Regions from separate parts of the Homo sapiens genome. Here region 1 is linked to region 2. A link is a contact called in ENCODE Hi-C or POLR2A ChIA-PET data. All regions are on one chromosome and are shown on one strand. The core of a region is the stretch at or near the end of the contact, and the rest is flanking DNA. Distances in the headings are between cores, read along the strand shown.

What was found. A loop is a pair of places that touch in the nucleus more often than their neighbours do. ChIA-PET counts read pairs that join two places held with the same protein, here RNA polymerase II (POLR2A). Pooled maps may share reads with other maps.
Region 1: a loop to region 2 is called in a pooled map, with 1.8 times the contacts of the local background. The contact joins the enhancer-like site here to the promoter of SNHG30 in region 2. A Hi-C loop is called at or near these places in 1 of 168 maps with a recorded cell type or tissue (naive thymus-derived CD4-positive, alpha-beta T cell), 1 of 37 single-sample maps with no recorded cell type and 10 of 50 pooled maps. POLR2A ChIA-PET finds 5 or more read pairs at or near these places in 5 of 52 experiments (BJ, CD4-positive, alpha-beta T cell, CD8-positive, alpha-beta memory T cell and 2 more).

What each region holds. Positions count from the first base shown.
Region 1 is chr17:35,080,988-35,085,862 of GRCh38, reverse strand. All of the region lies in intron 5 of RAD51L3-RFFL (RAD51L3-RFFL readthrough), which reads left to right. It also overlaps a transcript of RFFL not described here. Among named protein-coding and RNA genes, the nearest start is that of RFFL, 20 kb to the right of the region's middle. Within about 2 kb of position 3,427, at least 7 of the 41 ENCODE cell types and tissues checked have a DNase peak (open chromatin) inside an H3K27ac peak, as active enhancers do.
Region 2 is chr17:35,565,179-35,569,812 of GRCh38, reverse strand. SNHG30 (small nucleolar RNA host gene 30) reads right to left here and starts at 1,699. Exons shown (of 2, transcript NR_135479.1): 1 at 1,312-1,699. It also overlaps the pseudogene RPL39P32. RefSeq lists enhancers at 1,833-1,962, 1,663-2,345.

The DNA of each region.
Region 1 (4,875 bases), core at 2,178-4,677, 490 kb after region 2:
TTATGCAGGGTGAATATTCCACATTTTTAATGTATTTGGGCCTGTTAACATTCTGCAGTGAAGCCAAGCAGTTGGTTAAAAGAGTCCTGCATGTTTTTAAACAGTTTCCTTTTTAAAGCATAAAATCTGCATCTTGGCTGGGCGCAGTGGCTCACTCCTGTAATCCCAGCACTTTGGGAGGCAGAGGCGGGTGATTACCTGAGATCAGGAGTTAGAGACCAGCCTGACCAATATGGTGAAACCCTGTTTCTACTGAAAACACAAAATTAGCCGGGCATGGTGGTGCATGCCTGTAATTCCAGCTACTTGAGAGACTGAGGCAGGAGAATCACTTGAACCTGGGAGACGGAGGTTGCAGTGAGCCGAGATCGCACCACTGCGCTACAGCCTGGGCAACAAGAGCGAAACTCCATCTCAAAAACAACAACAAAAAACTGCATTTCCTCTGGAGTAAAACCAGCTTTTTGAATCTGATAATAAAACAAAAGCTGTTTTTTCCTGCTCTCTACTAATAGAAAGTCTTTATTAACTTTACCTTACTGGTTTTGTTAGTACAGTGACTAGTGACTGGTAGTAAATGATAACCTAGTGGTAATGGGAGATCCTGAAGTCTCCTGAATCATCAATGACAGGTCACATTGGGTTCAGTGCAGCTTTAGCCTTTTGAGTATGTTTTATTGTAAGGAGTTCCAAACGCCAGCCACTCCTTGAAAGATGAGGTACCTGGTGATTTGCTGCTGAGTCACTGACCGAGATATTCTTTAAAAATGCAGATTTCCCAGCCCCACTTCCTGGAGATTTTGACTGAGTGGGTAAGTGATGACCAGAGAATTACCTTTTATTTTTTCAATTTTATAATTTATTATTACTACTATGAGGCCATACCATGTAGACGCTACCTTTTATTTTTATTAATTATTTTTATTTTATTTCATTTTATTTTGAGATGGAGTCTTGCTCTGTCACCCAGGCTGGAGTGCAGTGGCGGGATCTCGGTTCACTGCAACCTCTGGATCTCGGTTCACTGCAACCTCTGTCTCCTGGGTTCAAGCAATTCTTCTGCCTCAGCCTCCCGAGCGGCTGGGATTACAGGCACCCACCACCACACCCAGCTAATTTTTGCATTTTTTTTTTTAGTAGAGACGGGTTTTCACTACATTGGCCAGGCTGATCTTGAACTCCTGACCTCATGTGATCTGCCCGCCTCAGCCTCCCAAAGTGCTGGGATTATAGGTGTGAGCCACCACACCCAGCCTATTTATTTATTTTTGAGACAGTCTCAGCTCTGTCATCCAGGCTGGAGTGCAGTGAGGTGATCTCGGCTCACTGTAACCTCCACCTCCCAGGTTCAAGTGATGTGCCTGCCTCAGCCACCCAAGTAGCTGGGACCACAGATGTGTGTCACCACACCCGGCTAATTTTTGTATTTTTAGTAGAGACAGGGTTTTACTATATTGACCAGGCTGGTCTCAAACTCCTGACCTCAGGTGATCTGCCCGCCTTGGCCTCCCAATGTTGGGATTACAGGTGTGAGCCACTGCGTCCAGCAGGAAGCTAGCTTTAAAAAATCTCCCTTGCATCTTTATTTTCAAAAAGCTCCCCAAGTGGTTTTTATTTATTTATTTTTTTGAGATGGAGTCTCTGTCACCCAGGCTAGAGTGCGTGGCATGATCTCGGCTCACCGCAACCTCTGCCTCCTGGGTTCAAGCAATTCTCCTGCCTCCGTCTCCCAAGTAGCTGGGATTACAGGCACGCGCCACTGCGCCCGGCTAATTTTTGTGTTTTTAGCAGAGGCAGGGTTTCACCCTGTTGGCCAGGATGGTCTCAAACTCCTGACCTCAGGTGATCCACCTGCCTCGACCTCCCAAAGTGCTGGGATTACAGGCTTGAGCCATTGAGCCACCGTGCCTGGCTTCCCAAGTGCTTTGGATGTGCAGTCAAGTTTGGGAACCACCGTTTTATTGCATTGATACTCTTTTTCAGGGTGGGGGGGGCATTATCTCCTGTACATCAGGCCCCATGGAACTTTGAAAATTGGGGTTCACTTTTCTTCCCTTTTCTTTCTTTCTTTTTTTTTTTTTTGAGACAGAGTCTTGCTCTGTCACCTAGGCTGGAGTGCAGTGGTGTGATCTTGGCTCACTGCAACCTCCGCCTCCTGGGTTCAAGCAGTTCTCCTGCCTCAGCCTCCCAAGTAACTGGGACTACAGACATGCGCCACCATGTCCAGCCGATTTTTGTATTTTTTGTAGGGATGGGGTTTCACCATGTTGGCCATGCTGGTCTCAAACTACTGACCTCAAGTGATCTGCCTACCTTGGCCTCCCAAAGTGTTGGGATTACAGGTGTGAGCCACCGTGCCTGACCCGCTTTTCTTTTTTTAATTTTTAGAGTGAAATTATGCACATTGAAATTCCTTATAAATTGGTAGTCCCTCTAATAGAATCGTTATGCTATCCAGGATGTTTGATTTGCTAGAATAGCCCATTTCCTAGTCATGACAGATAACAAAGAGCTTTTATAACTTTTATGTAAATTGCTTTACAGTGAGGCCTCCTCTGCTGTATTATCTATCAGGAGTCATGAGGGAGGGTTTTTGGTGAAAGTAGCTTCGTTTATCTCATGAGTGGACAAATGAATGATAATGTGGAAACAACTAGAGGTCTGAATAGGTAGTTGAATCTAGTTATGATCATCAGTGTTGGATGGCAGAGATGCCTGGGAATTCTCTGTATGTCAAATTTTAGAATAAAGTCAGTTTGCCTGTTTTATTTCTACACAGCTGAAGCCTTTATTGAAAATAATAGGTGCGTAACAAATAGTTAATAAAATTTAGTCAGCAGCCGTTTGATGAGTTCATGGGAGGAAGAATAATTGCTGAAATATAGAACCATCTGATTTAAAACAGATTCAGGCACTAGATACGTTATCCCTAACGTAGTTTGTTTGTATAGACAAACCTGGTTTTGAATTCTGACTCCCCCACTTCCTGGCTGTGCTACCTTAGGCAAATTACTTAACCTCTGTGAGCTTCAGTTTTTTCATCTGCAAGATGAAAATACCTGGTAGGATTGTTATGTGGATTAAAAGGGGGAAAATATGCAAGGGAGGATTGAAAGAGAGAAAAATATGTTTTTTGTATATTGTAAGCAACTCAATAAACGTCCCTTCTCCCACTTCCTCACACAATTTTTATTCTGTAGGCTTAAGATGCTTTTCTAAATCCAGCTTTCTCTATATCTCTTTCCAGGAATATCTATTCAGTCAGCTCTTTTAGAAAATGTATGAAAGAGTGAGGACTAAAGTTAAGAACCAGAGAATATGGGTAAGAAGAATGAGTCACAGGACAATTAGCAACACTTTAAACAATTTTTTAGAATGAGTGGAGTGTTGGCATGTACCCAGAGTTACTATCTGCAGGAATAAATGAATAACATTACCCAAATTCTGCCATCTGTATTTGGACGGTAGCCCAGATTAGGCTAGGAGCCTTTGAGGGTGGCCTCATTAAGTAGCACCTGACATCCATTTCTTTCATTATCTTCTTTTCTCCCTTTTGGTCTTCGTTTCTTGTTCCCTGTCTCCTCCTTTTCCCTCTTTTAAAGCTGTCCTTCCTTTAGACTTGCCAATCATCATCATAGATGCAGGCCCAGTCCCTGGAACTCGAGGCTAAAAGAGGTTTCTGGTTGCTAACACCTGTCTCCTAGCTAAATGAATAAGCTCTTTTGTGGGCAGGATGTTAAAAAAGCTGATTAGTACAATACCAGCTTAAAGGGCCTATTAATGATACAGCATATGTAAATCACAGTGATTTAAAGCCATTTTAGAGATTAATTTCTTATATATTTATTTTCTATATTGAATTATGATGTCAGTTGAATTTTTACATCTAAACCATGAATCTGTTTATTACCTAAACAGACTAATTTCTTTCATATTGATTGGGAATCATTTATATTCTAAAGAAGTTTCCACCCTTAAGGGCCTTTGTATTGTTTGGCAAATGTCTAACTAGTGTGTAATACAATTGAAGTTTTGTTCACTGCGCTGCTGCCATAACTAGTTTAATTTCTGCTCCTTATATATTTCTGTTGGCAGCTGGAAAATTAAAATACTAGATGTTCCATAAAACTGATTTTTTGAGGGGTGATTTTACTGTCATTTGAATGGACTTAGGCCCCAGGGTACATTTTTTTAAGATGTCTTATTCAACTTTCCTGTAATAGTCTCTCTCTCTTTATATAATTAATGTATTAGACACATAATTGGCTGTTTAAGCATTCAGAAGAGACAATGTTTGGCCTTTTACCCAGAGATTATTTTTTTCTACATCTCTTGAGGAAATGTGTGCCATTTTTGGAAACTCCTAAGTATATTACAGTTACACTAGCACGTGAATTTTTGCAAAGACTAGAGAATGAACAATTCCCAAATCGTTCTATTCTTTTTAGATCATAGTGTTTCCAACCTGATGTGAAAGGAGAAAGGCTGTGATGTGATACCTAGTAAATCCTCCTCATAATTTTTCTATATGTTTCACAGAAATATATAGTCTTCAATAACTGAAGTTACTCTCAAGGAGACTTTACATTTAATTACTCAATCCACACTTAATTTCCTGCAAGATTCTTGGAGAGACACTCACCAGGCTACTGATTTCATGGAGTTATAACCTACACAGGTTTTTATCTCTGTTAAAGCTACTAACCCCCACTTTTTTTTTAGGTTGAAAAGTGACCTTGGTCTGGTAATTTCTTCATTGTCCTCTCCTCTAAAAAGATACAGCAAAACCTTCTTGCTCTCTCAGCAGCGTTTTTCAACTGCTACTACCGCCATGTGCTGAATTTGAATTTGAGCACACTTCAGTGTATGATTTTG
Region 2 (4,634 bases), core at 450-2,949:
ATCTTTTGCATGAAGCCTTTTTTCATCAATCCAACAGGAAGTATCTGTCCTCCTTCTGAATTATGAAAGCACCTTAATACCTGTTTTGTGGTACCTATTTCACTTTGTATTTTAAGATCCAGACAGCCAGACTACCATGTAATTCAAGATCTTTACAAGTTGAACTCCCTATCTGCTTCATCATCAGCTGGGCAAACCTCCCATGTGCTCCAGCCACATGCGGCAGGTACATTTTCCTAGTTCCTGGAGTGCTTTCTCCACCCCTTTCGATGGGGAGAAAACCTGAGTATACTTTTTTTTTTTTTTTTAAAGATTTTTAACATTATTTGGATTCTTAGTTTGTGGGAAAAGAGTAAGATAGACACATCTAGATTGTTATATAGCTCAGGCTTTTTAAGGGGGATATTTAAACATACAGTATATAACTTTAAAATGCCCAGGTGTGGGGAGATTTGCCTTATCACTCAAAAAAAGGGTCAAGAGTAATCATTCCAAGTTTAGGTTGAAGTGGGTAAGATTACAGCCAGAGATTAAAAGCTCACACATCCATAAGCAAGGTCCCAGTCAGGCATCTGGAAGGGCAAAGGGATGGCTCTGTGCTGGCTGAGTAAAAGGCGCTTTCATGGAGGGATAAATACCCACCCTAAGTATACTTTTTAAACTTTACTCAAGGCCGGGAGCGGTGGCTTTGGCCTGTAATCCCAGCACTTTGGGAGGCCGAGGCGGGTGGATCACGAGGTCAGGAGTTCAAGACCAGCCTGGCCAACATGGTGAAACCCCATCTCTACTAAAAACGCAAAAATTAGCCGGGCGTGGTGGTGTGCGCCTGTAATCCCAGCTACTTGGGAGGCTGAGGCTGAGAACTGCTTGAACCCGGGAGGCGGCGGTTGCAGTGAGCCGAGATAGCGCCACTGGACTCCAACCTGGGAGGCAGAGCGAGACTCCCGTCTCAAAAAAAAAAAAAAAACAAAACAAAAATAAACTTTACTCAAATATCACTTTCTGTTAAATGTCCTTAATTCCTTCAATCATCCCCCTCTTCTAACTCTCACAGCACTTTCTTCCACTACGGCACGCATCACACGCCAACTACTCACCAGTTCACGTTTTCCGCCCTCTCTCCCACTTGCCCAATCACAGAGTTCCTAAAGAACCAGGACTATGTTCTACTAGTCTTTGTAGCCACTGCACTCGGAATGGTGCCTAGTACATAGGAATGAGCGTTTAATTCATTGAATGAGCGACTCTTCCTACTAAACCCTAAGCTCCTAGATTATAAAAGCATCAACACAAGTTATAAATCCGACTTACCTCCAACATTTCACGTAGGTAAAGACCATACCTCAAGCACCTCCAAGCCCTCATTTCCCCAGCCTCTACCTCATGGCCCTCTGCACAGCCATCTGCGCACAACCAGTGCTTACACACAGGAGGCCCTCAAAATAATACTAATAATCTAAGGTCCAAATCCCACGAACTCCCGGGAAGACTGAGAGTGAGGCTGGAGCCAAGGCTTGAACCAAACACCCAGGAAGGAATCTGCAGCCCGCTTTTCTAAGTCGTAAAACTCCTACGACCTGGACTCTCTCAGGAAGCCTGCTCCGGCCTGAGGAGGATGGAGGTAGCCAAGCTCTCCAGATTTCTGTCCCGGGCCAAAGGTGCTTCCAGCTTCCCTCTCCTTTGCTTCTCCGCCCGGCTCAGGTCTTACAGCCTAGCGCGGCTCTCGCCGAACAACCAATCCCACGGCGGCCATCGGGTCACGTGGGCGCCCCTGAGGCGGGGCTGGTGGGAGGAGCAGCCAATCGAAGGCCGAGGCCAACGTCAGGGGTGGAGCAAAAGGGATGGCGGACGCATCTTTTCCGTCACTTCTTTGCGTCGCGGTCTCTATCCTGAGAGACCAGTCGCTTTCCAAGTTCTGAGCAATTCTCCCCCGCCCCCTCCACAATTCCTCGCCGTCGGCCGTCGGGGTGACTGTTAGGCAGAGTGGTTTTGCCTGTACCCTGTTTCATAACTGGGAATGAGCATTTGAGGCAGGATTATAGTGTGTGTGCCCTGGGATTGCGGGAAGAAATGGTTTTGGGTTTTTTTTTTTTTTTTTTTTGTGACAGGGTCTCACTCAAGTCGCCCAGGCTGGAGTGCAGTGGCGCGATCTCGGCTCACTGCCACTTCCGCCTCCCAGGCTCAGGCTATTCTCCTGCTTCGGCCTTCTGAGCAGCTTGGATTACAGGCAGGCGTCACCACGCCCGGCTGATTTTATTTATTTATTTATTTATTTATTTATTTATTTATTTATTTTCCTGAGATGGAGTTTCGCTCTGTCGCCCAGGCTGCAGTGTAGTGGCGCGATCTCGGCTCACTGCAACCTCCGCCTCCCAGGTTCAAGCGGTTCTCGTGCCTCAGCCTCCCGAGTAGCTGTATTACAGACACCCATCATCATGCCGGGCTAATTTTTGTACTTTTGTAGAGACGGGGTTTCAACGTGTTGGCCAGGCTGGTCTTGAACTCCTGACCTCAGGTGATCCTACCGCCTCGGCCTCCCACAGTGCTGGGATTACAGGCGTGAGCCACCGTGCCCGGCCTCAACTGTGTTTAGATTGGTGGGGGGCAGAGAGCGAAAGGAGGGAAAGCTATTGCAATGGTCCAGGTGAGAGCTAATAGGAGCTTAAATTAGATTGGCAGTGGAAATAGAGGAGTGGCATATGAAAGGCGAATGAGGATTGTGATGAATGTTAGACAGGAATGGGTAAAAGGACATGAAGAAGTAAAATGGAGAGTCTTCTGTACCAGACCCACTCAAGGCCTCTTTCGTTCGTTAAGGATTGGAGAGATTAGACAGTGAAGACAATGTGCCTTTGCGCGTGCTATTTCCTCTACCTGGTTTATCTTTCTCCCATCCATCTCCCTTTCTCTCAACCTGTTGCTTGCTTGCTTTCTTTTTTTTTTTTGAAATGAAAGGTCTCACATATTTATTACTGAACTCAGCCAACCAAAGCGTTCATAACAGATTCAGAGAGAAAAAATATGTCCCCAATAAAACATGTCCAACTCTCCAGATAGTGGTGACATTTTCAGGTTGATATGATAATGTGATTGTGACCTTCAGACATCATAAATACGTGTGCCATCTCATGTGCAATTCCTTATAGACCCAGCTTGGTTCTTCTCCAATGTCTCCTTTTGGAGTTGTACCTGATTTTATTACCAATTTTTATCTGAATCCACTGGGGAATGGGACGATTTTGCTTTTGTTTCTTGGCCAGGAATTGCTTAATCCTAAACGTCTTGTGAGAAGACATGGCAAGAAGCAGAGTCAAGCACATACCACGATGGCGGAGAAAGGAAGAGAGGGGGAAACCTGTTGCTTTCTTACTTACAGGTTCCAGCTCACAAATCATCTCATCTAGGAAATCTTTTCTGATGCTCACTCATAGTTATTGTCACTCCTCAGAACACCTAGAGAACACTGCTCATACATTGCAAACTCTTTAGAGTGGTACTAGAGCGTAGTGGTCATGTATGTGGACTATTTTGGCAAGTAACTTGAATTCTTTGTTCTTCAGTATCACTATTTGTAAAAAGGAGGCTAATAATAGCATCTACCTAATAGAACTGTTACAAGATCAATGACAACAATGCCTAATACATAGAGTGCTCAGTTGATGTTATTGTGTATGTTGTATTGTTATGAGTTGTTTAGTACATGTTTTCCCTCTTTAGATTGTGAATGATCTCAGCTCACTGCAACCCCTGCCTCCTGGGCTCAAGCAATTCTCCTGGCTCAGCCTCCCAAATAGGTGGGATTACAGGCATGCACTACCACACCCGGCTGATTCTTTTATTTTTAGTAGAGATGGGGTTTCGCCATGTTGGCCAGGCTGGTCTCGAACTCTTGACCTCAAGTGATCCACCCACCCACCTTGGCCTCCGAAAGTGCTGGGATTACAGTCGTGAGCCACCGAGCCCAGCAGGGACGTGTGTCTTATTCTTCCAGCTAATAGTAAGGCTTTCTGGCAGGATGAGAGTAACTGGGCTTTGGATTCAGATAGGTCAGTGTTCAGCTCTCAGCTCTGCCACTTGCTAGATGTGTAACTTTGTGCTTTACCTCAATGAACTCAGTTTTTTTCATTTATGTAATGTGAAAATAACACTTCTTGCAAGTTATTCTGAGGATTATATTTGAGAAGGAAAGTTGCATATTTGGCTCAAGGAAGGCAGTTACTAAATAAGAGCTTTTATTTTGATGGGTAGCCCCAGATTGTAGCACCATGTTTAAAACATTGTAAGCGCTCAACAATTGATTATCATTATTATTATTTGAGACAGAGTCTCGCTCTGTCACCCAGGCTAGAATGCAGTGGTGCGATCTCGGCTCACTGCAACCTCTGCCTCCTGGGTTCAAGTGATTCTCATGCCTCAGCCTCCCAAGTAGCTGGGATTACAGGCGCATGCCACCATGCCCAGCTAATGTTTGTATTTTTAATAGAGATGAGGTTTCGCCATGTTGGTTAGGCTGGTCTTGAACTCCTGACCTCAAGTGATCCGCCTGCCTTGGCCTCCCAAAGTGGTGGGATTACAGGCGTGAGCCACTGCGCTTAGCCGACAATTGATTATTGAATGAAAATGGCATTACATGC